3 separate regions of the Mus musculus genome follow, and all the other regions are linked to region 1. A link is a loop called in an ENCODE intact Hi-C map of the cell type or tissue named here. Cell type or tissue: heart. All regions are shown on one strand.

Region 1 (8,000 bases):
TTTTATCATCCTGTGTATGTAGTCACTATACTACAGTTTTTTTTTTTCATATTTATTTCTGCCGATGTCTCTCTTCCTCTTCACTACTTCTGCTTCTTTTCTGATACCAAACCTCTTGTAACTCTCAGGTGGGGTCATGTAGCCTGATAGCTCTGTACTGTCTTCTTTACCAACAACAACATAACAGCACAGAAGACACGCTTGTTCATGGGCATCCAGCAGAAGTCAGCCACCTTCCAGGCTCCAGAGCCTCAGACACACACTCCTTCGAGGATCACCCTGCACAGGGCTGAGTTCCTGGACATCCTGCCTGGTGGCTCTCTCTCTGCAGGACCAGTGCTCAACTTGGCACATCGTCATTGCTCCAGCCTAGACCAGATGGGGATTGACGGCATCTGCAAGGTTGTTCCTCACCCCGCTGGCTCTGCGCCATGGGGACTGGGAACCTCCTAGCACAGCTATCTGGGGCCCTTCGTGGGCTATTCCTTATCCACACTGCCCACCACCAGTCACTCTCATTGTCACACGAAAGCATCTCATTTGACTATTAACAGATTGTTGTCTGTAAGGTTTTTTTTTTTCTTATAGAAATATATACCTGGGTTGTTGGGTTATTTTGTTTTGTTGAAAATGGCAGGATAGAAATGTTATTCTTAACATTTCTTCTTTCTCTCTCCCCTTCTTCTTCCTTTTCTCGTCTCTCTTCTTGAAGCCTAGCAGGAGTTCCCTTAAAGCAGGATTTATTGTACTTTTACAACCGAAAAGGGAATACTGCTTACCAGCGTGACTAGTGGAAAATTTCCAAGCTGTACCGTTCAGTGGTTTCTATTACCTAATAGAGAGATAAATAAGCCACGGTTCTTCTTAAGGACTGGCTTTTAATTAGATTTTTAATGGATACTCTTTGACTTGCCCAAGCATAAGTACTGCTGCATTAGTTCATTATTGTGATTAAAAGCAGCCAATAATGATCATAGCTAAATAATTTTCCTCAAGTGTTCTTGCTCGGTATGATGCCCCGAGTGCTGGCAGCAACTGGCCTGAGCGTGCTCTCTTTCGTTGGTTGCACTTCAGAGCTGCTGGTGAGAGTCCAAGGCTGGGAAGCCCGCAGGTGCAGAAGTGCAGACCCTCAGCGCCAGGACTGTGTGATTGTACGGTGCTAATTACAACACAGCCCACTTCCTTTTCTCTGAAGTTTGAGGTTCCTAGAAAACTTAGACCTATTGGAATATATCCGGAAGCGTACTTATGTCACTGGTTGGGAAAAGCTCAAATACCTGGATGCCTGTCGGTGAGCCTGCAGCCGGCTGGCAGGAAGGCTACAGTGTCACGGTTCGCTGGACTGAAGTAGAACCTGTGACCTTCTTTCTGCCTCCTGAGATGTTTTTAGAGGATTTAGAGGTGGATCAATTTCCCAGAGGCCCATTGCCCTTATGAGGTGATAATCTGCTTTTTCATTCTCATGTTCATGTGTGCGTGTTTGTGATCTGTGTATGGCTGCACACAGGAGCAGAAAGCAGAGGTCAGTTGAAGGTGTCAGTTCTCACCTTGATTTGTTGAGACAGAGTCTCTCACTGGTCTGGGACTTGCTGACTAGACTGGGACTAACCAGCCACAAGAATCCTCCTGTCTATGCCTCTCCAGTACTGGGATTATAAGTTATGCACAGCCACACCTGGCTTTTTAACAAGCACAGAAGGGATGGAACTCTGGTCCTCACGCTTGCACATCAAGCACTTTGTGGCTGCCTCCCCGGCTGCTGGTCGGCTCTGTTCTTTATCCTAGCTGCCTAGCTATCCTCTGTCTGTCTGGATACACTGTGTTTCGTCGACCTTCACATGCACATTTGCTGAAAGGATAAAGAAGAGGATGGACATCTTTATGAAGATATGCCACAAAGAAAGGATGCAACATGCATAATTACTATTCATGTTGACTCTGCTTATTTATTCTGTCTTTTTTTAGGCATGGATTTTAATCTGTTATTCTCTTCACAAATGGCACGTTGTTGTCATAGCGATATATCACGGGTGCTTTCCCACGCCATTAAATCATCTTCTACAAAATGCCTTTTGAGATCTGCCAAGGATGCCATTACATAAATGTAACCATAATTTATTAATTTCTGTCTTTTGTTGAACATTTGGATGACGTTAAAGCTTATATTATTATTGGCAACTTATCAATTCATTAAAAAAACAAACCATAATTATTTCCTTGGGTGAACACTTGAGATACTTGTCAGAGGCTGTAGAGATTATCAGTGGTAGGCCCTGGCACATTGTCTTCTAAAGAGGCTGAACATGTGAGCAGTTTAGACTATATAAGGAGTGGTTACTTCTACATGTGTTTTTAAGCATACCGAACTATTATTTTTAAGTGGTTTTTTTTTTCTTTGTAGGTTTCAAGAATGGTGGTTGTTAGCTGTTTTAATTTTGAATTTCTTATTTTGGAAACTGCCTCTTTTTGTACTTCACCCACCTTGGGATGCTAACTTTGGGATCATGTATCTTTTGAAGGATTCAGTTCTACTTCACTAAAAAGCAAATCTTCCCCTGGCTGCCTATATCATCACTTCATGCTAAAGGGAAGCAAAGATCAACTCTGGGTTCAGGATTGAAGAATCAACCTTGAAGACTCTCCAGATGCGTGCAGCCAACTCTAGACAAAGCCACGCAGTAAATGTCATGGCGAACCTGGGTTTTATTCACTGTTCTGTAGTTAGACCAGGTTTGTAGCTTTGTGAGCTTTAGCTAGGCTGCTTTTCCTCTGTGAGCCTCTGTTTCCCCACCTGGCCAATGGAGAAAGACACTTATCCCACACAAAGGCAGCAGACATCGAAAGCTGCTGAGCTTACCACTAAGAGGCTCCAGAAGTTAACAGGGACCATTCTCTGCTCAAACATGTTACTTTCTAGTTGCCTTTCCTTTGATGTAACTACTGAATGTATGTGTGTGTGTGTGTGTGTGTGTGTGTGTGTGTGTGTGTGTGGTGTGTTCTCTTTATGTGTCTCTCGTATCTGTCTCATGTCTCTGCTTCCCCGTGTCTATGTATTTCATTTCTGTTTGTGACCCTCTCTGTCTCCAGCAATCTCTCTCTGACTCCTGTCCTTTGTCTCTATTGCTTTTGTCGTTGTATCTCTCTGTGTGTCTCCTGTCTCTGTCACAGTCTCTCTCTCTGTTTCTCTGTCTCTCTGTCTCTCTCTGTCTCTCTCTGTGTGTCTCTTCTATGCCTGTGTCTCTCTATCTCTCTTGTCTGTGTGTCTCTCTACCTTTCTGTGTATGTCTGTCTCTCTGTCTTTGCCTCTGTCTCTCTGTCTCTATGTTTCTCTCTGTGTGTCTCTGTCTCTCTCTCTCTTCATAGGAGTCTTCCCTTTGTGTCTCTCTATGTCTCTGTCTCTCTGTCTCTGTCTTTCTGTGTGTTCTATGTATCTCTGTCTCTCTCTTTCTCTCCGCCCTCCCCCTCCCCCGTCCCCCGGAAGTGACAAAGGGAAAGAGATACATGTCGTTTTAGAAAGAGATCTGTGAGCTCCTGTGAAGCTCTTGGGCGGTTGACACTTTTCACCTTCACACTGGCTCAGAGCCATGGAAAGAGAACTGTTCCGTTCCCAGGAACCAAGGATGTCCTGGCCAAGCCAGCTTGTCCTCTACACTCCCTAGCAGTAAGCAGGGTGTGCCTGATGTGGCTGAGTGCAAGGTCATGGAAAAGGTCAAATCTAAAAGAGGATGATGGTTTTGGTGACTTGTTGACTCAAAAGTATTCTCAAGAGTCACTGGCTTAGAGCCTCTGGGAACACCAGGATATAACAGACAGGCTACTCAAGAGGGGCAAAAGGGGGAAATAGGCCATAAGAATGCCTGGAACTTTGGGCCCTGCTCAGTGTGATGGTATCCATTGGGTAGGGGATGCTGCTTCTGTCATTTTGATCCTAACACCTTGGGTAGAACATATTTGGGGCAGGTGTGGAAGAGTCTTATGAGCATTTTCAATTCTGTGGAATTAATTCTCTGAGCATTGTGGGTGGTGTCCGCAGGCTGAAAGCTGACTGAATCTTTCTGTCGGTATTATTATATAGGGCCGCTTAAGAAGTGAACCTCTCTCCTCTGAATTCTGTTTCTTTAAGGGCCATATTAATATTTCTCACACCTCTCTAAAAGCAAAAGTGTGAAAGATAAAGTGAAGTAGTAACCATGGGTGATAAAAATTCATAGTGTCCAGCCAAGCAAACAGCTTACTAAGTGCTGGAGAAGAGCCCGAAAAGCTCTCAGTTTCCCTTCTGTTAAAACAAGGAGGGAGGAGAGCTGCCCTGCCGTAAAGCTATGGTAGTATGGAAATCTATGCACAATGTCCAACCTATCACAGGAATATCCCTAGAACCCGGCTGCCGTGCCTAGACTGGATTTGATACTGAAAGAAGTTCCATCTCCCGGGACAATAGATTAGAGAGAGGACATGGGTCGAGCTGATGTAGCAGCAGGCAGGCACGAGGAACAGGAACACTAAGCTCTGGCCAACTGTTGAATCAATATCTATGAAACCCCGCAAGATGTCGGTCAACTTTGCCTCTGTCTCTTTCCAACTCTGTGACCAGAGTCAGAGTGCTTACCCACCCCACCCTCCTCCGGCCCCCCTGCCTCTGTTGTATCTGTTATAAAGAGAAAAATCCAAATGCTGACTCTTTGCAAGTAGCAGATGAGATCACATATCAGAAAATATTCACATGCTATAAGGCCCGCCACATACTGGGCATTCACCAATGGGACCATGATTGCTGTGATTGGATTAAAGTGCAGAAAGTGAGTTTCCATTCCAGCCATCCAGAGAGTCAAGATACAGTTTCCCAGAGCCAAGAACTGGCAAAAAGTTCTTTCCCCTAATCTCCCTCCCACTTCAATAAGTGTCCTTCCAGGGAGTCAAAGAAGGTGTGTCCCAAGAGCTGAGTACGACCTGTAACAATGTAAGAAGATGTATCTTCTTAGGAAAAGACAGTAACAGAATGCCATTTTTGACACCAAGCCCAATGGAAGGTGTGCATTAGCAATGGGCTGGTTTTGTAGTTTAAGCTTTTCCTTTACAAAAGTAATTTACTCTGCTAAGTACATCTCCTTAACCAATATGCTATCCCAGTATAGATTAGAGAATGGCTTTTTCATATCATCCAATAAATTAAAAGCAGTCTTCTCTGTGAATAAATCCAGAATTCATGCTGTCAGGATTTATGTTTGGAGGAAATAGAGGAAATGTATCCTTAAGGAAATATTTGCAGTCATTGTTAACACCTTCTTCTCCTTCTGCTGGCTGCTTCTAGTACCTTAATATAAACGTGCGAGCTGTTAGCGTGAGATGCACATTCCAGAGCTTCGGGGCCACCTGCCTGTGTGGCTGACTTGTTATTTAAATTCCCTTTGCATTTCACAGATTTAAATACTGCCAGGGCCCTGATTTATGGTGTTCACATTGCACATATAAAACTTTCACTACGATCTCCCTGCATCCCATGCACACAGAGGAGGAAGTTAAAAACAGTCTTAGGTGGAATGGATCCTGGAGCAAAGAGTCCCTAATAGGGTATAAAGACAGAGTAAAGTATCCAAGAAACTTTTGGAATGTCGCAGTGTTCGAGAGCCTGGATTCTGAGAAAATTGTCCCTATCCTTTCCATTCCAGAAGGGAATCAGGACAGGAGAGGGATTAAAGACTAAAGATGGCGGGTGAGGGAGAGATTACAAAAAGATGCTGTCTGCTCCGTGTAGGAATTCACATTCCCTCCTTTCTGGAATGGATCTAAAGCAAGGCAGAAGAGGAATTCTGTAAAGGATGGTCAGACTCATATGACCCTGGAGGATGCAGAGGTAATTACTTAAGGACCTGCTCTGGTGTGGCCAGTTAGAGTCTGGTGTGTACAGCTTGTAGTAGCCCCTGTCTGGCATTTAGCATGACCACACTCTTGCCTGTGGGTATTTTCAGTCATTGAAGCATGAATTTGTGCAGGTTTTATACTTGAGTTTGGGAAAGGACAAGAAATATACCAAAACGGAGCAATAAGTGTACTGTAAAACACAATTCTAGTTAGGAAAGGTTTCCTCCTGAGCAAGTTTACACACACACACACACACACACACACACACACACAGGCCTTTGTGTCAAACTAACTGCATGGAATTCTTCTAGCATGACATGGATTCAGACTGTGCTCAAGGCAGGGCGTCTTGTGCCTGGGTGTCTTTCTGTCCAGAGAGCATGGCGGGGCAGGGAATCATTCATTCATCATGGTGCTTGTCTTTCTCCCACTGTGAGGGATATTTCTTCAGGGGTATATTGTGAACTTAGATTAATGGCAATCTATCTAGCATTTTCCCAGTTAAGGCTGGGAACATCCCACTGATGTTATTTCACAGTCTTCCTGGCCAAACACAGATGGATCCTGTGTATAAGGTTTGTGGACAGCAGCAGAGCCATCTTGTGTGGGGACTGGGTTGAACTCTGTAAGAGGGTCAGACAGAGACAGAATGGAAGACCTAACTGATACTGCAAAAAGGGCGTCTCCACTGAGCCCCAGTGGGTGCAGCTGACAGGCTGTGACTACAACCACAGCTATTATATGGTGGACCATGGAGTTGAGGCTGTGGGTGGATGAGCCTCTGTAAGGTCAGTGGCATGTATTGTTCTGACTAAAGGAAAATTATGCAGGATGAATACAGATCCAAAATTTGAGAACACCCGTGTCCCAGCTCAAGTTCCAGGTTGACCCTGAGCATCTTCTAGAACATGGGATAAATCCATCCAGCGCTTTCCATTCGTGGAACAGTGAACCAAACTGCCGGGGGAGGTTCCGTTGCCATCATTGTAAAGTAGCGTTCTCAGCCCTTAGTGAGCCAGCAAGGAACCTTTATGGGAAAATAAAAGTGACTTACATCTACTGAGTATTATTCCTTGAACTAGGCTAGGAGATGGACTCATCGAACCCCACAGCGGCCCCACGAGGCACATGAGAAAACCAGGCCAATGAGAGGTGCGAGTTGCTTGGAAAGTGACTTGAGTCCTGGTGTCTCTGACTCCCAGCAGTTGGGTGCCACTGTAGTTCCCACTTAGTATAAGCCGGGAAGGATATTGGTGTGTTTTCCCTCAGAGATGCTCGGATAGTCATTCATCTCTCTAATCTGGCTCAGAGTGAACTGGAACCCAGAGTGAGCAGTGCCTCACACATAAGCTGAAAGGCATTCAGCTTATGGTCCACAGCTCCTCTTTGCAGATCCCTGAGCTCCTGACAAGCCTCAAGCGGGACTCTCGGGGAGGAGCCGGAACTAAGGTCGTGTCATGTGATGTGACAGACATGAGGTCAGGGAGAGAAATTACACAGTGCTCTGGAGATCCTGAGAAATCTTACTCATCTGGTGACTGTAGCTCATCACCTCCAAGGAAGTGGGGATGGAAGCAACACCACTGGGCAGAGACATTGAGAGCTCTCTCCACGGGGCTAGACAGGTTATCATGGTCAGGCTGTGTGTGGTAAGGGTCTGCTCTGGGCTGAAGACTGTTGATTTCTTAATGAGAACTCATAGGTATGCACACACACACACACTCACCTTTTACAAAGATTGATTGATTGATTGATTGATTGATTGATTTAATGTGCATGTATGTGTGCCTGAGTGTATATGCACCTCATGTGTCCATGGTCCATGTGTACCAGAAAAGGCCATTAGGTCTCTTGGAGCTAGAGTTACAGGTGGTTGTGAGCTGCCCAGTGTTGGTGTTGGGAATTGAACCTGGCTCCCCTGGAAGAGCAGCAAGTGCTGTCAACCTTTTGGGTGGTTGCGCTAGTCCCTGCATGGGCTCTTCATAAGGGCTCTAGTCTCATCACGAGGACCAGTTCTACCTCTCCACGCTGTCACCTCCAGCATGAAAATCTCATCATGTTTACAGGGAGGCGGGCGCACAAGCATGCGCATCACACCTGCTCTGTTGTTGCGAACTGCCCTGTGTCGGTATTGGGAGCTG
Region 2 (8,000 bases), 58 kb before region 1:
TTTGTTCTTGATTCAGAAGCAGAGGGTTACTGTTGACATGCAGAGAGAGAGACAGAGACAGACAGACAGACAGACAGACAGACAGACAGACAGACAGACAAGAGAAAATAAATATATTAACATCAGCGAATCCGTTGGGCCATGACTAGAGACGCTGCTGGAGCACCTAATTCCTGCTGTCTATGAGTTTCCTTCACCCAATACCAACTCTCCAAACCCTCTTTCCTCCCAGAAGCGATGTTGAGCCATCCTCTCAGTGTGAGGAAGAAAGCCTCACACTGTCTTGCTCCTAGCTGCTGTCACCCCACTCCTCCCTTTGTGGTCCATGAAGTCTCAGGTGGTGGTCGGAAATGTTGCTCCTGGGATTTCGAAGTCTCCATGATGGCAGAAAGCTGCATGCCTTATCTAAGACTTGTCACATGCTTCTGTGGCCTCTGAGTGACTATCCCCTGGGGATAGGACAGGTCTGTGGTGTCCTCCTGCAGCAACCTTGCAGAGGAGTCTTGTAGTGATAGCAAAGGCAGCAAGATGCCAAGAGCTACCAGCACTGCTTCCTGCATGCCCCACCCCTCGGCCCCCTGCTTTCTTCCTGCATCCAGTGGACTCCTTTCGGTCTGCACACCATCATAAAATAGCCTGTTTTCTCCTGGGAAGAATCTACCATGTTTACTTGTGAAAAAAAGGCCCCAGAGTCCAGGAGCATCTGCAGCATTAGCCGTTAACATCCAAAGAGGACTTCAAGGTAATTGGTGTATTTGTGGGTAGTCCTCCCATTATGCCTGTGGGTTACATCATGAATCAATTGCAGAACACTTGACTGCGGAGTCCAGACAATGCCTCAGAATCATGCTTGCTCATGGCGCTACAAGCAGTACCTTCCGTTCAGTCCTAGGATTCTACTACAGTCCCTGCCTGTCGGACATCTTATCATCCTTACTGCATACTAGCTGGGCATGTGATCTTCTTCATACTACACCATCAACATGCCACAGCCCACAAGTGTGCACCCTACCTGCCAGCCTCTCTTCCTTCATCTTTATACCCGCCTAGCACCCTTTGTACCCACTCAAGATTTCAGCAGACAGAATGACCACAGCTGGAAGGTGCCAGTGTCATTTATTACACAGGATCTTGGCAGATTAGCTAACCTTCCTGGGAGTATCTCCTCGCCATTAAATTAAAAGTTTGGGTTAAACAGTCTTGAGTCTCTTCCAGCCCTGCCATCTTCTAACATAATTAATTAAATGTCACACTTTTAAACAAAACTTAGTTCCATTCTCTTCTTGAGGGGCAGAGGGAGTAACATGAAGAGAGAAAGAGATGAAGCAGTTTCTGGCTTTTGTTACTCTGTAAATATCAACAAGAGCAGGGTCAGACTTGGATCCATTAGACTTGTCAGCATCACAATCATGGCCCTAGAGCCTCTCATTCCCCAGGCTCTTCCTCCAGGCCTAATTTCACAGCTCTGCAGCTTGCACGAGGATAGTGATGACGATCCCCAGAGCTCTTTATGGACAGACCTTGGTTCTATCTCCAGCCTCCTGTGCCACTTGCCCATCATCAAGAATTCTTTTTAGTATCCCCTGGACTCGTGTCCTCTAGCTAGCTTCAGTTCAAAGGCCCTGCAGAGATTCCTCCACTGGGAAGAACAGCCCATTTCTGGCTCTGGGCTGCAGGGAGGTGGCCACAGGCCAGCCAACCCGCTCCGTGCTGAGTGTGTTTGCTGCTCTTAGAGTGTTTGAGCTGCGGTTAATATATCAATATTTGCTCATGAGGGTATCTGGCACGGAGCAGGTCCCTGGGACACTGGCAGATAGATTGGCTTCTCCCAATGCATTCTTCATTTGAGCAAGGCACGGACAGAGGGATAGCTGCTGACAAGAGGCATAGAAAAGGTTCTCTGGCTTTTCCCAGAAGAGCCTCAGCCTTGTAGTTTGGCACTACGTGAACTTGTCACTATCTCAACGTTGTCTCCATCACTAACTTCTTCCTGGTGTGGCTCCCTCACTCCCACTTTACTCTAATTCTTCCATCCACATTTGACTTGACTGGAAGCCACAGGGGTCTGGCTAGTGCTTGATAGAGTCAGTTTAGTAGCAGTCAATGTGGAGCCAGTTCTCCCCAGCTAGCCGTGTGTATTGGACAAGCTCACTTACCTCCCAGGGTCTCAGAATCCTTCTGAGACCTGAGGATCTTAAGAACAGAATAGCTGAAAGGAAGAGAGAGTACCATACGTGCAAAATCATTTGCAAAGCATCTTCTGCACAAAGAATAGCAAAACATGTTCCATCTTGTCCATCAGCCTTCTCATCCAGCAAACAGCGACTCGTGGGCCCTTTAGCCTACTGTAAGTGTACCACGGATGCTTTTTCCCTATGGCATCTATTTCTCTTTAATTAGCTTAGCACAGGGTCCCTGAAAAAAGACTGCCCGATGCTTTAAGGTTTTAATGGAACCAACCTACACCAAGCACCCAGGAAGAAACCAAACACAAAGGACTTGTGTTCAGTCTTGGGAGAAGTTTGTTGATACAAAATTAGAGGAGGAAAATTCTGTTTATAGTGTCATTGGGGTAAAAAAAAGGAGTCTGGCCTAGGAAAGGTCTCCAGAAAGTGCTAGAGAGGCTGGGGTCCTCGGGAGACAGTAACTCTCCACTGTGACAGCTTCGAGGAGTGTGTCACTGAGAAGCCCATCAGTCATTATTTCTGATGCAGAACAAAGTTCTGCAAAATATCATTGCTGGTGCCATTTCCTTCTGAAGCAGTTTCTTGGCATGCATGTCAAATACTGCAATAGCTCGGATACCCAGAATCCAAAACATTCCTGGGTGTGTTGTGTATGGAAAGCAAGAATGGGAGCTGGGGCCAGGACCCACAGTTCTGTAGGGCAAGCTGAGTCACAGAGGTGGGGACAGAGCATCCCCACTCTGTGGGAACTCAGTGTGCTGAGCTAATTCAAACAGTGTGTGTGTGTGTGTGTGTGTGTGTGTGTGTGTGTGTGTGTGTGCTGTCTTGTTTAATTGGCACAGCACTTCTCACCCACCCTAGACAGAATTCAACACAAGGATTCTGGTACAGGTGATACAATGGAGTGTAGAGCTTAGAGAGAGAAGCCCCATGCGTGTGGGAGAGATGGAGGGAAGCCAGGCAATGCTGTTGCTGATGCTGCATTCCCTGGGCTGCAGTGTGAACCACCCAAGACCTGGCCTCACTTCACATAATCGGGCTTGGCTTTTTGTATCGCTCAGTCATCCCCTGTAGGCCTGTAATCTCACCTCCTGGGAGGTGCTCGGGGCCTGACTTTCTGTGTATTTTTGGTTGTGCTTCAGTAGCTAGACCTCATAGGAGGTAGGGGATACATTTACTGTCCTTGTAAAGAGGAGCTCATTGCATCTACTACTGATGTCACAGTGCAGAGCCCATTTTCAGATGAGAAAACTGAGGCCTGGGATGTTTACATCATTGGCTCACGGGTACCTGGGATGGGGGATCACACCTAGGCATCCATCCTCAAAGACTGTCCTTGTCCTCCTCTGCTTGGATTTAGGGTTGTTATTGTGTGACTATCCTGTCATGTTAAGAGCCCTCTTAGTTCTGACACTGGAATTCCTGAATCTTTGGAGGCTCCTTAGTATGGACAAAGGAGTGCAGCTGGTGGGTGGGAACAAAGGGGAGTCAGTGTGGCACCAGCCAGTGTGACCTGGAAAGGCAGCTCAAGGGACGCAGAGCTGTGACCCTCTCTGTTCTAGAAGCTGCTTTCCCTACAGCTACTGACTGCTTAGGGGATGTGGATAAGGGGGACCGAGCCAGGGAAAGCCCAGGCAGGAGAGCATCCTGTAGCCGCTGAGCAGGCAGGGTGGTCTGAGATCCAGGGTGGGCACGGAGAGGAGAGGCAAGGCTTGTTCGGATGGCTGATCCGAGGAGGCGAGTAAGTTACCAGCCCCCTGAGGCCTCCTCGGGGAGCTTGCCAGAAATAGATACCCTTCTCCTGCCTCCCGCTTTGAAGCAAGCTGTTTTGCTATGTGTGCCTGTGAGTGGGAGGGTGTGAGGGGAGGGGGAGGGGTGCAGAACGATTAAGAGAGAGGAGAGGATGTAAGATGTAAGTCAGTGCTGATCCAATGAGAAAATGTCTTTTCAAGTTCCTGCTGCAGCCATAGGCTGGGCAAGGTGAGACAGGCCGCCATGCTTCTGAAGCCAGGCCTGGCCAGGAAGCCCCTGCGGAGTCCTGCCCAGGGGTGAGACTTTCTGCTCAGTGCAAAAGACGGTGCCAGGTACCAGGACTGAGTCTTGAGCTTTAATGGCACAACTCTTACTTTTAGATGTACATACCCCCATGTATTCACATATACATATATACACATATGTATGCGTGTGTGTGTGTGTGTGTGTGTGTGTGTGTGTGTGTGTGTGTGTGTATTTAAACACACAGCACCTCTTTCTAGGCAGAATAATTGGCATGTTTTTCCTAATGGGAAAGCTGAATCCTGTCCTACACCCCCAAGATTGGCTTTTTAGGAACTGAAAGGAAGGCCAAGCCATGGTTACCATGGTTTCAAGTTAGAGGGTCAAGTTAGCCGCTCACCCCGTAGCATTGGTGCCGAGTGCTCTAGTCTGACTGCCAAGTAGACTATTGTTACCTGCTATTCCAAGCCTGAGGATAGCCAAGCCAACATCCAAGGTCACTGGGCTGTTTATACTGAAACTCTAGCCAGCTCTGCTCTAGTCAAATGCCTTGGTGGCATTGGGCCTGTGTAAGGGGGTGACCAGGGCTGGGTGTAGGGTTGAAAGAGTACCTTGGGAAACACCTGCTCCTTTTGGCTGGAGTAAAACTAGACCACAGAAGCCAACAGCCCATGCTCCTTCGTGTAAGAGATCCTAGGCCACCAGTGAGGTCACCCTCCAAGGTTCCAGGCTACCTTCCCAGTTTAGGTAGCCTGCTATGAGGCCTGTTTTCGGAGAGGAGGGGAGGTGTTCTAGACAGATTGGATTTTGACTTTGGTGCTGTCTTCATCCCTAAGCCCCATTTGATCAGGAGGTTAAGAGTCAACTTCTTTCTGGGTCTCCCTTCTCGTTTTCACCACCCCTAAGTGAGGGTTTCAGGAGACTGCCTAGGGTGATCAGTGCTGAGAAAGAGGAGTTTGTCTTTCCCCACCTAGGCTATCCCAAAGGCAGGACTGAGGGTGACAAGCCTCTTTCATGGCCCAAGGCTGTTGCCTGAAAGTCTCTTCCTCAGCTCCAGTGGAGAATAAGCCTGTTGGACTTAGACCTGCCTCTCATTGCCCTGGTTGTGAGAGGAAAGGAAGGGGGGGGCATAGAATGCCAAGGCTGGGACCAAGCACAGATCTTAGAGATTGTCTTTCATTAGAATCACTTTCCAGCTGTATGTGCATGTGTGCATGTGTGTGAATATGTGTGAGTGTGTGTGTGTGTGTGTGTGTGTGTGTGTGTGTGTGTGTGTAGGTGTAGGTGTAGGTGTAGGTGTAGGACATCACATGCACACCAGGGTTTTGCATTAGTGCTAGAGATCCGAACTAAGATACTTATTGTAGTAAAACAACATTCTTACCACTGATCCATTTCCCCCACATCAATTTCCATAATTTTAAAGCTTTTCAGCATCTCATGATGTGAAAAGTGTTGTATCATGACCAGGAAACAAGGAAGCACACACACACACACACACACACACACACACACCCTCACAGAGAGTATCATGAAATAATACTTACCCTCAGTACCTGTGATAGGCGAGTAATTATTATTTTTATGCATCTAGTAATTTCTTTGGCATTTCATGTCGTGGAATTATTATTAGTGTTGACAGTTGTTGAGCTATTCTCATGGATCTAAGAAGGGATAGTCCACAGGTTAAGGAGATATCACCCAGTCCACCCTTATTTGTAGAGGAGAAAATTGACACATGGTGAGGGACACAAGCTTGCTGCCATCACAAAGCAAGAGTGTGAGTGTGGTGGTCACCTACTACATTCCAGGAATGGCCTTAACTGCATATACAGCAGTGGTCGAAACAAGAAGTGGTCCCTTCCTCAAGAGGGTTAGAGATTGTGGGCACAACAGACCTTAAGCAAACTTAAACACACAATTGTACCAAATCCAAGGAATAAGCCATGAGCTCTAGTATAGAGAGAATCAGATGGGTGGGGACACTTCTTATAGGTCATGGGGAGAAAGTATCCCTGGGGATTTCAGTCGCACCCTATAGAGAGAATGAGGGCACTCTAGAGGGGTGGAAGAGAAGGCTTTGTAGGAGTAGGAGGTGTGTACTTGAGATTGGAGAGCAGTGTGCATTAAAGTCTTAGGTCACTCAAAGACTGAACTGAACACAGAAAGCCTGCAGTGTGTGTGGTTGCGGAGAGAGACACTGTGGTACCCACTCCTTCTAGGTTGTGTGGACGTTCAGTGAGCAGCCACTGAGAAGGCAAGTGTTACAGTCAGTGTTTACTGTCAATGTCACCGTCTAGAATCGCCAGAGAAGAGTCTCCATGAGGGACGTCTACACTAGGTTGGCATGTCTGAGGGAGGTTCTCTTAATTACATTAGTTATACAGAAAGGCACTTCTCATGGTGGGCTGTAGCATTCCTAGGCGAGGGGTCCTGAGATGTCTTAGCATGGAGAAGTGGAACTTGTAATGAACGTTCGTTCTTTGCTGCTTCCTTGATCATTGATGGGATGTGACTAGCTAACTGGTTGAAGTTCTTGCCCCCTTGGCTTTCCTGCATGATGGACTGTCACTTGGAACTGTCACTTGGATCTGTGAGCCAAATAAACCCTTCCTCCACCAAGTTGCTTTCCTCAGGGCGTTTTGTCACAGAAACGGGGATATGGCACATGAACCAATGGGTAGCTCTAGATTGTGCTGTCCACCAATGAGAGACAAGTATCCCACGGTCTCGCTCCTGTGGAACCTCTGCAACTTGATCTCATTAGTCATTGAGGTGAAGGAGGAATGGGGGGTCATCAGTGGTACTGGAGGGGTTGGTCAGAGGCTACTAAGTTACATCAGAGCAAAGAGATCGCGTGCGATTTTGCATGGTAACTACAGATAGCAATAACTTTTTGTACATTTCACACAGTTACAAGAAAGAACTGATAGATATTTGTAAAGGTACGTTACCCAGAATTCAACATTGCACAATAAACACATGTATTGAACATCTCTCAGTATACTATAAATACATGTAACTTTTATGTGGCAATTCTTAGAAAAGAGTAATAAAGGCTCTTTTAAAACTATGATAAAAGAGAGAAACGGCCCATAAATGAGATAAAATGTGAAATGATCTTTATTGCTAATGTTAATCTTATTTTTAAAAAAAAAACGTTAAAAATATTAAATAAAATGTCTGTTGGCTTTGGAGACCACATGGGGGAGGGCTAGGCAGGGCTCCATGTGGCAGGATGCTCATCCACAAACCAGCTGGACCTGGTGTGCAGTTTCTAAGGGAGGCGATCTGCCCGTGTGGTGGCCCAGAGCTGTGCGCATTTAGAACGGCTGCATTATTAATGAAACATTTGCATCTTAGGAAATGATAAAACAGGCTGCTACATGTAAAAATTAAGTAACTCAATTTGTTTTAACAGCTTGTGCTCCAGTACGGCAATTTGTTTTGGCATATACACAGGACTCCATCAGAACTGTAATTATGCCATGCTAATTATTTTACTGCATTGTGTACATCTGACATTTAATTACGCGAAAGTGTGTGAGGGGAGATTTTCTTCCTCTCTCTTGCTGCCTGACAGGTAGTTTTGTTTGCTGTACCTTCTTAGCACCTACATTGTCTTTATGCCACCTTGTCATCTGCGATGGAATTGTGTTTCCATGACAGCTGTGCTCAGCCATGTTGCCTGCGAGTTTCAGACAATCACCAAAATAAACAGTTGGCACAGATGTTATTCTTAGCCTCCCCATTCCGCAGCCCCCTCTCCCCTGATCTAGTGCCCACGACAAGGTTTTTCTTTTATCCTTCTTTCCCTGC
Region 3 (8,000 bases), 47 kb before region 1:
AAGTGGAAAATTCCACCCTATGTGTGAGGACCTTGCCCGGTCTACAGAGTGAGTTTCAGGATAGCCAAGCTACACAAAGAAACCCCATCTTGGAAAATAAAAATAAAAACAACAGCAGCAATGTAAAATGTCCTTAGTTCTCATAACCCCAAGCAGAACTCTCTCTTCATTCAAAGGATGGGCATGAACCGCCATCTCTAGACCCTGTGGCACTGTCTGCAGCCAGATTAACTGTTATATTTGCCAGCCCTACTGTGCACGGTGCCTGACAATACTGAGGGATCAGACAACACTTTGTAACGGTGTCCAAGTTGTTGGTTAAAGAGTTAGTGTGCAAGTTCCCAAGGGGAATTCATCCTTAGAACTCACTGAATGCCCACTAGCTTCCTCACCCGTCCCTCATCTCCTTCTTCCTTACTCATCCTTCACTGGGGGAATTTCAGAGACTAACACATGGCAGGGGATGTCCCTGGCGGGCTTCCCGAAGACGGTCACTGCTGGTGGCTCCCCTGTCTTTTCTCTACCACCATGACGTTAGGACGTGTGCTCTAACATCAGTTTCCTTCAAAACCCTCATGAGCACGGTTCCTGTTTCTTCAAAAAAAAAAAAACCTTTCACTAACTCTGCAACAGTGGTTCATTTTCAATGACTCCGCAACAGTGCTTCATTTAAGTTCTCTTTGCTCACTTAATTATTCTGAGGAACATGAGGTAAAATATCAAGGCTATGAGAATTCTTTTGGGAGTAGAGTGTTTTTCACCCACATTCATTAGATTATTTCTATAAAAACAGTTTCTTAAAGAGGAATTATTGGGTCAAAGATTAGAAAATTTTAGGGTTTTTTCATATACTTTGGGGTCAAGGAAAAAAACTAGTTTTCTTAGAGGTCTAAAGGCACCAACTAATAGTGTTAGATTTAAATGCTTTCTTGCTTAAAGGATCGTAGATGTGACCACAGAAAACAAATTCACCCACTCATTCATTCATTCATTCATTCACTCATTCATGTAAGTCTGGCATCAGCCCCTGCCCAGCACTGAGCACATTTAAAGCCCTGATCTCATTTCTAGAATTAGATTTAAGAAATAGCCTGAGCGTGGAGTGAAGGGCGTCAGATACCCAAACCCCACCCCTGCAAACTGCCTTCACCAGAGGCCTGGTGGCTTCATTCGCTGACTTCTTGTTCTTCTAAGGAAGTTGTTAACCATTTCATGAGAAAGATATCCACTGCTCACTGCGTTCAGGGCCATTTGAAGCCCAGGAGACAAAACCAAAGAATTTCCCCTGTGCCTGGGCAAATTCTTCCATGGGGAGGTGGATGAATCGATGTGACTACCCCCATCAAATAACTGACAGGCACTGGGGTTTCTGAGAATTAAAAATGCGATCTGAGGGTTTCTGCCTTGATTTGAAGGCAGCTCCTGCAAGTTGTTGCTGTGCTTTGGTAGGGATTGGTCCAGCAGGGCTTGGCTGTGATTGGCCCAGCAGGGCTTGGCTGTGATTGGTCCAGTGGGGACTTACCTGTGTGTGATTAGTTCAGCAGGGACTTGGCTATGATTGGCCCAGCAGGGCTTGGCTGTGATTTGTCCAGCAGGGGCTTAGCTGTGTTGGTCCCAGGAGGGACTTGGCTGTGATTGGCCCAGTAATGGTTCATGAACTGGAAACTTAGTTCCCACTAAGATGTCACTTGAGAGGTGAGGCCTCGTGGATGTTTTAGACCATTGCAGGTATGCCCTCAGAAGGCATTGTCTCAGTTTCTTCGGGAACTCCAGTGTTTCTGGAAACTCCCAGGAGTTTCTCTCTGGCTTCTGCCTTTCCATGTGATTTCTCATACACCTTTCCTCTTTGATGATGTTGCCACACCATTCAAGGAAACTGTCACCAGAGTCTGAACTAAAGGTATTGACTCCCTTGCTTAGCCTCCAAAGCTATGAGCTACTCAAACCACTTTTCTTTATACAGTCACCAACCTCGGGTATTTTGTTATAGCAATTAAAGAAAACAGACTAACACAGCTGTCCCCCACATTAGAAAGTCTAGCCCTTGTTTTTAGGAATCCATCCTTCCATCCTACTGGTCAGTCTTCTGCCTCCCACAATATCCAGTGCTATTTCTTCTCCTTTTCATAATGATAAGTGCGTGTGAGAGGTATCGTCTTAAAACAGATTCCCAACAGGCTAGGAGGAACAAATTACCTGCTTCTTAACACTCTGCTACTGAGGTCAGCATTAGACTGACTTGCTGCAAAGGAAGCTGCAGTGTGTTATCTGGGGAACATTCTCTAAGTGTCTAAATTGCTTGCATCCCTGAAGTGAATGTAGGTCTTTTATTGTGATGTGTGGCTCGTGGAGACCTGATGAGTCCCAGTGGGGTACAGTCAAGAGTGACTAATGGGTCATGGGCTCATTTGCTTAAATCTCAGAGAATAATCGGGGCCACCAAGGGAAAGTGTGAGATGTGCCTATCTGCAGCCAGGCCTCTTGCAAATTATGGTGGCTCCTGTCATCGGAGGCTATGAGTCACCTGGTCTGCATCAGCACCACTATTATAGAAAGACCCACAGACAGTCTGGCAGGCTCACACATCTCCTGCCTGACCACTGGTGCCCCACGACGCCAGTGGCCAGCCAGTATTGTTGTGTCAAGGGAGCAGAGTCTGTGTCTGGGAAGTGAAGCCTATGTGAAGCACTGTGAAAGGCACTGTCTGTGTCAGCCGTGACGTCACTGCAGAGGTCACCCGCCCACATTGTGCTTTGCATGATGTCACTGCTAAAGTCACTTGGCTCTGGATCAGGGTTGCCTCTGTCAATGCTGCTTTAGTTCATGAGTAGAATGAGAGGAAGGGGATTCAGGGGGATTACAAAGTATTTTTCCCTTTATAGTATTACGCTACAAATGGCGGCGAGGCATAGTTTGGCATAGTTTCCACACACTGCCCTCTGCCTACGTTGTGTATCTTCTTTTGCTTTGGAAATTTTTCAGTAGTCTCGTTACCCAAAAGCCTTGGTAGAACGCTCAAAGTGTATGATTCTCAGAGTAAAAATTTGTCTCACATAGGAAGATGTTCCTTGAGGACCCTTGTGTCCCAACAGTGGCCACTGACATGCTGGGAGCTCTTCCTGGATGAAATGTGTGTTTCTTTCTGTGAACCCCTCGAGTCCTGACCCCTGAGGATCTCAATGCAACTCAGGAACTCTGCTGGGAGAGCAAGCTCCCCAATGAAGTCCTCATGGACTGTGACCTCCAGAAACCAGTTGTGGATCTCTTACAAGGAGTGTAGCTCACCTTTTACCAGCTGGTTTCATCTCTACCTGAGGCAAGATAGAGAATTCTGCTTGGGAAATATGAGCCCCTGTCCCCAGCTGATAGACAGGCATGGAAGGAATGCATTTGTTGGCAGGAATTAGACAGTGCCTGGGCACAAATGGAGTCACATTCTTATCCATGCTCTCTCCGCTTACTGTGGTATGTGGGGTGTGCTCTGCAGGGAGATCGGTGCAGGGCGACCTGTCAGAGCTTTGGCCAGCTGCCCTAACCGTGGATCCCAGCAAAAGGATGCGGTGAAAGAAAGCAGGGCAGGCCATGGGGATGGCAACAGGAGCTAGCTCCTTGGATGAGTTCTCCAAAAAAGAATGTTTCTCAGACTTGTGCTCTTCATGTGCCTCAGCCTTATCGCTTCTGTGGCCACCAGAAGGCTTTCATGGCAAGCACACAAGTAAGGTAGAACTTACAAAACTCAGCTAATTAAAACCCAACTCGTGGGGTTCTGTGTGCTGCGATCCAGGAGTGTTCTGGGCCAGAGCCTCCTGGAGTCTCTCTGGTGGCCCATAAGAAGAGGCATGATAACAAGCGCTGGATTTGGAGTCTCAAGTCTTATCATCGTCGTGACTGCACCTCTCTCATAGCGGTCTAAGTCTGGGCAACCTTGGACCTCTCTAACTTTGGCCTCCTAGTTATTAAGTGCATAATGTGTGGTTAGGGAGAGTAAAAGAGATTCCGTTGGAAGACCCTATAAAAGTGGAGGCTGGGCTTCTAACAAAGGATCTTAACATTGATCTTGGCAAAATAAGAGGCTGAGGCTCGACTAGAGGAGACCTGTGGGAGGGATGCTGGGATGTGGGTGTGGCAGGTAGGTAATCCCAACCCTATCAGACAGAACAGAAGGACTCTCCTTTAGGTATACTGAGTACGGAGAAGAAACAACTGCTGTGAGCACAGGGTGGAGTCCTGGATCGAGTGCTGTATCAGGCTCTTCTGCAGATGTAACACATCACCACTGGGTCAGAGTAACACAAATAGTATCTTAGAATTCTGCAGTTGAGAATCTGAAATGGATTGCTGGAGTCAGTCTACGGGCAGGGCCACACTGAACAAGAGAAAATCTGTGTCCTTGCCTTCTCCTGATCTAGGTGCCACCTAGAGTCCTCAGGGCTTAGGATCTTCACAGAGCAACTTCACAGTCACTCTCTGCTCTCTCCTTGGACCACAGGTGAAGGTCTGCTGAGTGACACCGGGTAGAAATCATGTCACACTGATAGCAATCGACAAAGCAGGGTCCCCAGAGCTACTCTGAGAAAGATGAAGGAAGCCAAGCAAATCAGGTCTCTCTTTCTTCTCCAGATTAATGCTATCCACTTTGAGCTGAGCCCCCTCACTATATGGAGGCCAACTGTGCTTTTTGAAAGATCAAATTAAGTCTAATTTTACTCGGGCAGAAAGATAGCTCTGTCTTTACAGTCCCTTAAGTAGATAACGTCCTTGCTTCTGCACTGGTTCCTTCTGGACATGGAAGAGGCATTTAAACAGGCTGGTTTTGAAAGCTGAGGAACCCGGCTCAGCTCCGAGTACTTTCTGATGAAAGGGCTTTTATTGGCCTCCTGTCAGCACCCCCTCCCTTGTTCGTTAAATAATATGACAAATGAGCGTTGTGATACAGTCGTCTTTAGTGTGGTTTCATGAGTTGACATAATTAAGAGCCATTTCTACTTGGCAGTGCTTCGGGAAAACCATCCAAGTCAGATGCACAAGGAAATGAATTGCCTCACAGCTCAGGTGAGTGCTTGCTCTGGAGAAAGATGTTAAGTTGGAAGGAAAGGTGGGAGATCAGAGTGAGAGAGCACAGCTAGGCTGGTGGCTCAGCCCCAGACAGGGTTCCTGGTCCCTTTCCTCCTGACTCCACATATGTGAGGAATGCACACCTGAAATCAGATATGGACTAGTTCCCCACTGCAGCTGCCCACCTGCTGGACAGAAACAATGGTGTCAAGGGAAAATGCTTGTGTCTTTCCTTCCCTCCAGTTCTCATGAAATAAACATCACCTGGCAGTTCCTTCCAGAGTGATTAGGCATTATTTCATTGCGTTTGGTCCTTCCTGCTGGGTTAATCATTGTTCTGAGCAATGACTGCATTAATCAGCATGCTAACAGTCTCTAGTCATTAACAACATAATAGGTTCAGTGCCTAGAGAGGCCCCTTTATCAAACCACCATGAAGCTTAGAACTCAATCTAAGTTGAGTGCTGTTTCCTAGGAGAGCCACAAGGGCCCAAGCCACTGAAAGTTTCCTTTGGGCAATTTAGTATTGGATAGGTTCCAGGGGTCATCTTCAAGGCCGGGCCCAAGAACTCTGTTTGGGTGGAATTTCAAGACTTTGGCTCAGGGTCAGCAGAGCCTTTGACTTCTGTACATTTCAGCTTTGATGCTTTTCAAAGCTGCAGAGACAGTCTGTGTGTATCATGGTTTAGAATATAGGCTTGGGGGCCAACACACCAGACAAGCATTTGTAAGACTTGGGGATGAATTGAATGCTTGGGAGTGAGTGTAGTTGACTGTATCGAATTAATTTGCCAAAGTCAATTATTTGGGGGGGATGAGAATGAAGCTCAGTTGGCAGAGTTATGAAGCCCTGGGTTGGATCCACAGCAAGACGTAAGACTGGGTGAGGTGGCACATGCCTGTATTGTCTGCACTTGGGAGGTGGAGGCAGGAGAATCAGAAACTCCCAAATCAACCTCGGCTGTGTAGACAATTCTAGGCCAAGTTCAGGCTATATGAGACTCTGGCTTATTGTTTGTTTTTCAATTTAAAAAAAAAATGAGGGCTAAAAGTTTTAAGATAAGTATTATCTTAAGATGAAGACATAGTGTTTTGGTGGCTTTTTAAATCCTTGAGGTTCTGTCCTATCTTCTGAGGTTTTAGTAGAATTAGAATAACCCAAGGGAGAAACTAAAAATACCATTGTAGGTTAAAGGTGGCCAGTGTGGTTCCTACTCTAAGTGAGTCACTCTTAGTGACAGGTACAGATGACAGGTTCTTGCAAGTTCAGGTGACAAACCACCCTTTTATCAGCTGCTCCATTCACCCCAAGTGACACAAAGTTCTCAAATTCCCCAGATGTGTAGGCTGACCCAAATGCCTGCCACTACTCTTAAGCCCAGCTTAGCTCTCCTCCCTGGCCTCCTACTCTGAGTCACAGCTGATCATGCCTTGGGTCTGCCTAAGAATTAACGGTCAGAATTGAGCCATCCAAAGTCAGGGAACCCTCCCAGGATGAAAAGGACACCTTCAGGGTGCTAGAGAGATGACTCAGAGGTAGGAGCACTTGTTGCTCTTGCAGAAGACTGCGGTTGGGTTGTCAGCACCTGTGTGGTAGTACATCTGTAACTCAAGACCCAGCAGACCCAATACTCTCTTCTGACCTTCACTTCCATGGGCACTGGAAGCATGTGTGGTATACAAACATACAGGCAGGCAAAACAGTCAGTCATACACACCAATAGGAAAATAAATAAATCTTTAAAAAAATTTTTTGAAGGGCACCACCAGCCACTGTGATAAGGGAGCCAAACCCCAGAAGAGGATCAGTGTAAAATGTTCCTACCTAGCACAAACCTGTCCCCTCCGTTATATACACTTACTCAATACTGGGGACACAGAGGCTGTTGTCACACACCAGGGGAAAGATGGACATTTGTACGTCAAGAATTTCCATGTGGAGAAGCCAAGAGCTTCTTTGTCACTGGGCCCAGCAGAGCGGCAACCATCAGGTTCTGTCAGTTTGGCCTTCGTGTGCCAACCCATGCATGGGAATCCCTGTGGCATGTCAAGGGCACAGGACAGAGCCCACAGTTTCCATTCAATCTGTTCCATCTTCTGCCTTCTCAGGCAGTAGTCAGAGCCCATCTTGCATGGGGGCGCAAGGGTGCTCTTTTCCTGGGAGAACACAATCTTTGGATGGCAAGGCAGAAAATTTATCAGGCATTCCCATGGAATAGAAGGCCCCGGCGGCAGGTTTGGTGGCAACTTGAAACAAACATAATTCTGTTTATCACCTTTCCTCAGTCCCTAGAAATCTCCAAGTCTCCTCCCCTCAGCAGGTTTGAGGTGAACTTGGGGCTGGAAGTAGCTAGCATGGCCATTGTGTCCAAATTCCACTACTTCTGTCCTGGATTTGCTTTTTCTGGCAGGCCTGAGCCAGTTCCCAGTGAAATATATCCACTGGCTTTCAAAATTATAGGCAAAAGAAATCCTGCTGGCAAGAGGGACGGTTGGGGGTGGGGAGAGACTGGGGAGAAGGACTACAGTAATTATTGCAGAAGGTCCGGTGCCGTGGATCTGCCTGGAGGAAGTTATTCCACGTGGTCTCTGCTCACTTACTTCCCGTTTGGCTCTCCCAGCTTCCCCAGGCTGGGCACAGAGCCTCACTTTTTATAGACTGTAAGTCCATTGTCAGGTTCTGTATCCTAGTGGTTTGTAAAGTCCTGTTTTCTTGCTTTTATGGATGTGCTAGGATGGCGGACGCTCACGGCGTGGTTGGTACCTTCCCTGTATGATTAATTAGAAAGTATGGCTGCCCCAGCCCCTCCTAAGAGACACTATAACTGCAGACCAAGGCAGCCTCTGATTTGCTGTGTCCCTGGATGAACACAGTCCTTGAGCAATGAGCCCCATCCTACCTATTGAGGAGCAAGGTGAAGTTTCTCCTCAAGGGTTATGCAAAT

The links. Peaks named below come from ENCODE experiments on the same cell type or tissue, not always from the same donor. Only the 100,000 strongest peaks of a DNase experiment are listed, where the experiment ranks them.
Region 2: it touches region 1 in a loop (1.8-fold over the local background); 3 of 42 quality-filtered maps call a loop at or near these places.
Region 3: it touches region 1 in a loop (2.0-fold over the local background); 3 of 42 quality-filtered maps call a loop at or near these places.

Annotation. Positions count from the first base shown.
Region 1 is chr11:35,337,319-35,345,318 of GRCm38, forward strand. All of the region lies in intron 4 of Slit3 (slit guidance ligand 3), which reads left to right. Among named protein-coding and RNA genes, the nearest start is that of Gm46277, 53 kb to the left of the region's middle. In heart, no CTCF peak of the experiment used is centred here; a DNase peak (open chromatin) is centred at 3,633; H3K27ac peaks cover 2,319 bases.
Region 2 is chr11:35,279,314-35,287,313 of GRCm38, forward strand. All of the region lies in intron 4 of Slit3 (slit guidance ligand 3), which reads left to right. Among named protein-coding and RNA genes, the nearest start is that of Gm46277, 4.7 kb to the right of the region's middle. In heart, no CTCF peak of the experiment used is centred here; DNase peaks (open chromatin) are centred at 1,727 and 4,708; H3K4me3 peaks cover 755 bases; H3K27ac peaks cover 3,829 bases.
Region 3 is chr11:35,289,934-35,297,933 of GRCm38, forward strand. All of the region lies in intron 4 of Slit3 (slit guidance ligand 3), which reads left to right. Gm46277 (a long non-coding RNA gene) reads left to right here. Exons shown (of 2, transcript XR_003949657.1): 1 at 1-8,000. Among named protein-coding and RNA genes, the nearest start is that of Gm46277, 6.0 kb to the left of the region's middle. In heart, no CTCF peak of the experiment used is centred here; DNase peaks (open chromatin) are centred at 3,438 and 7,568; H3K27ac peaks cover 1,940 bases.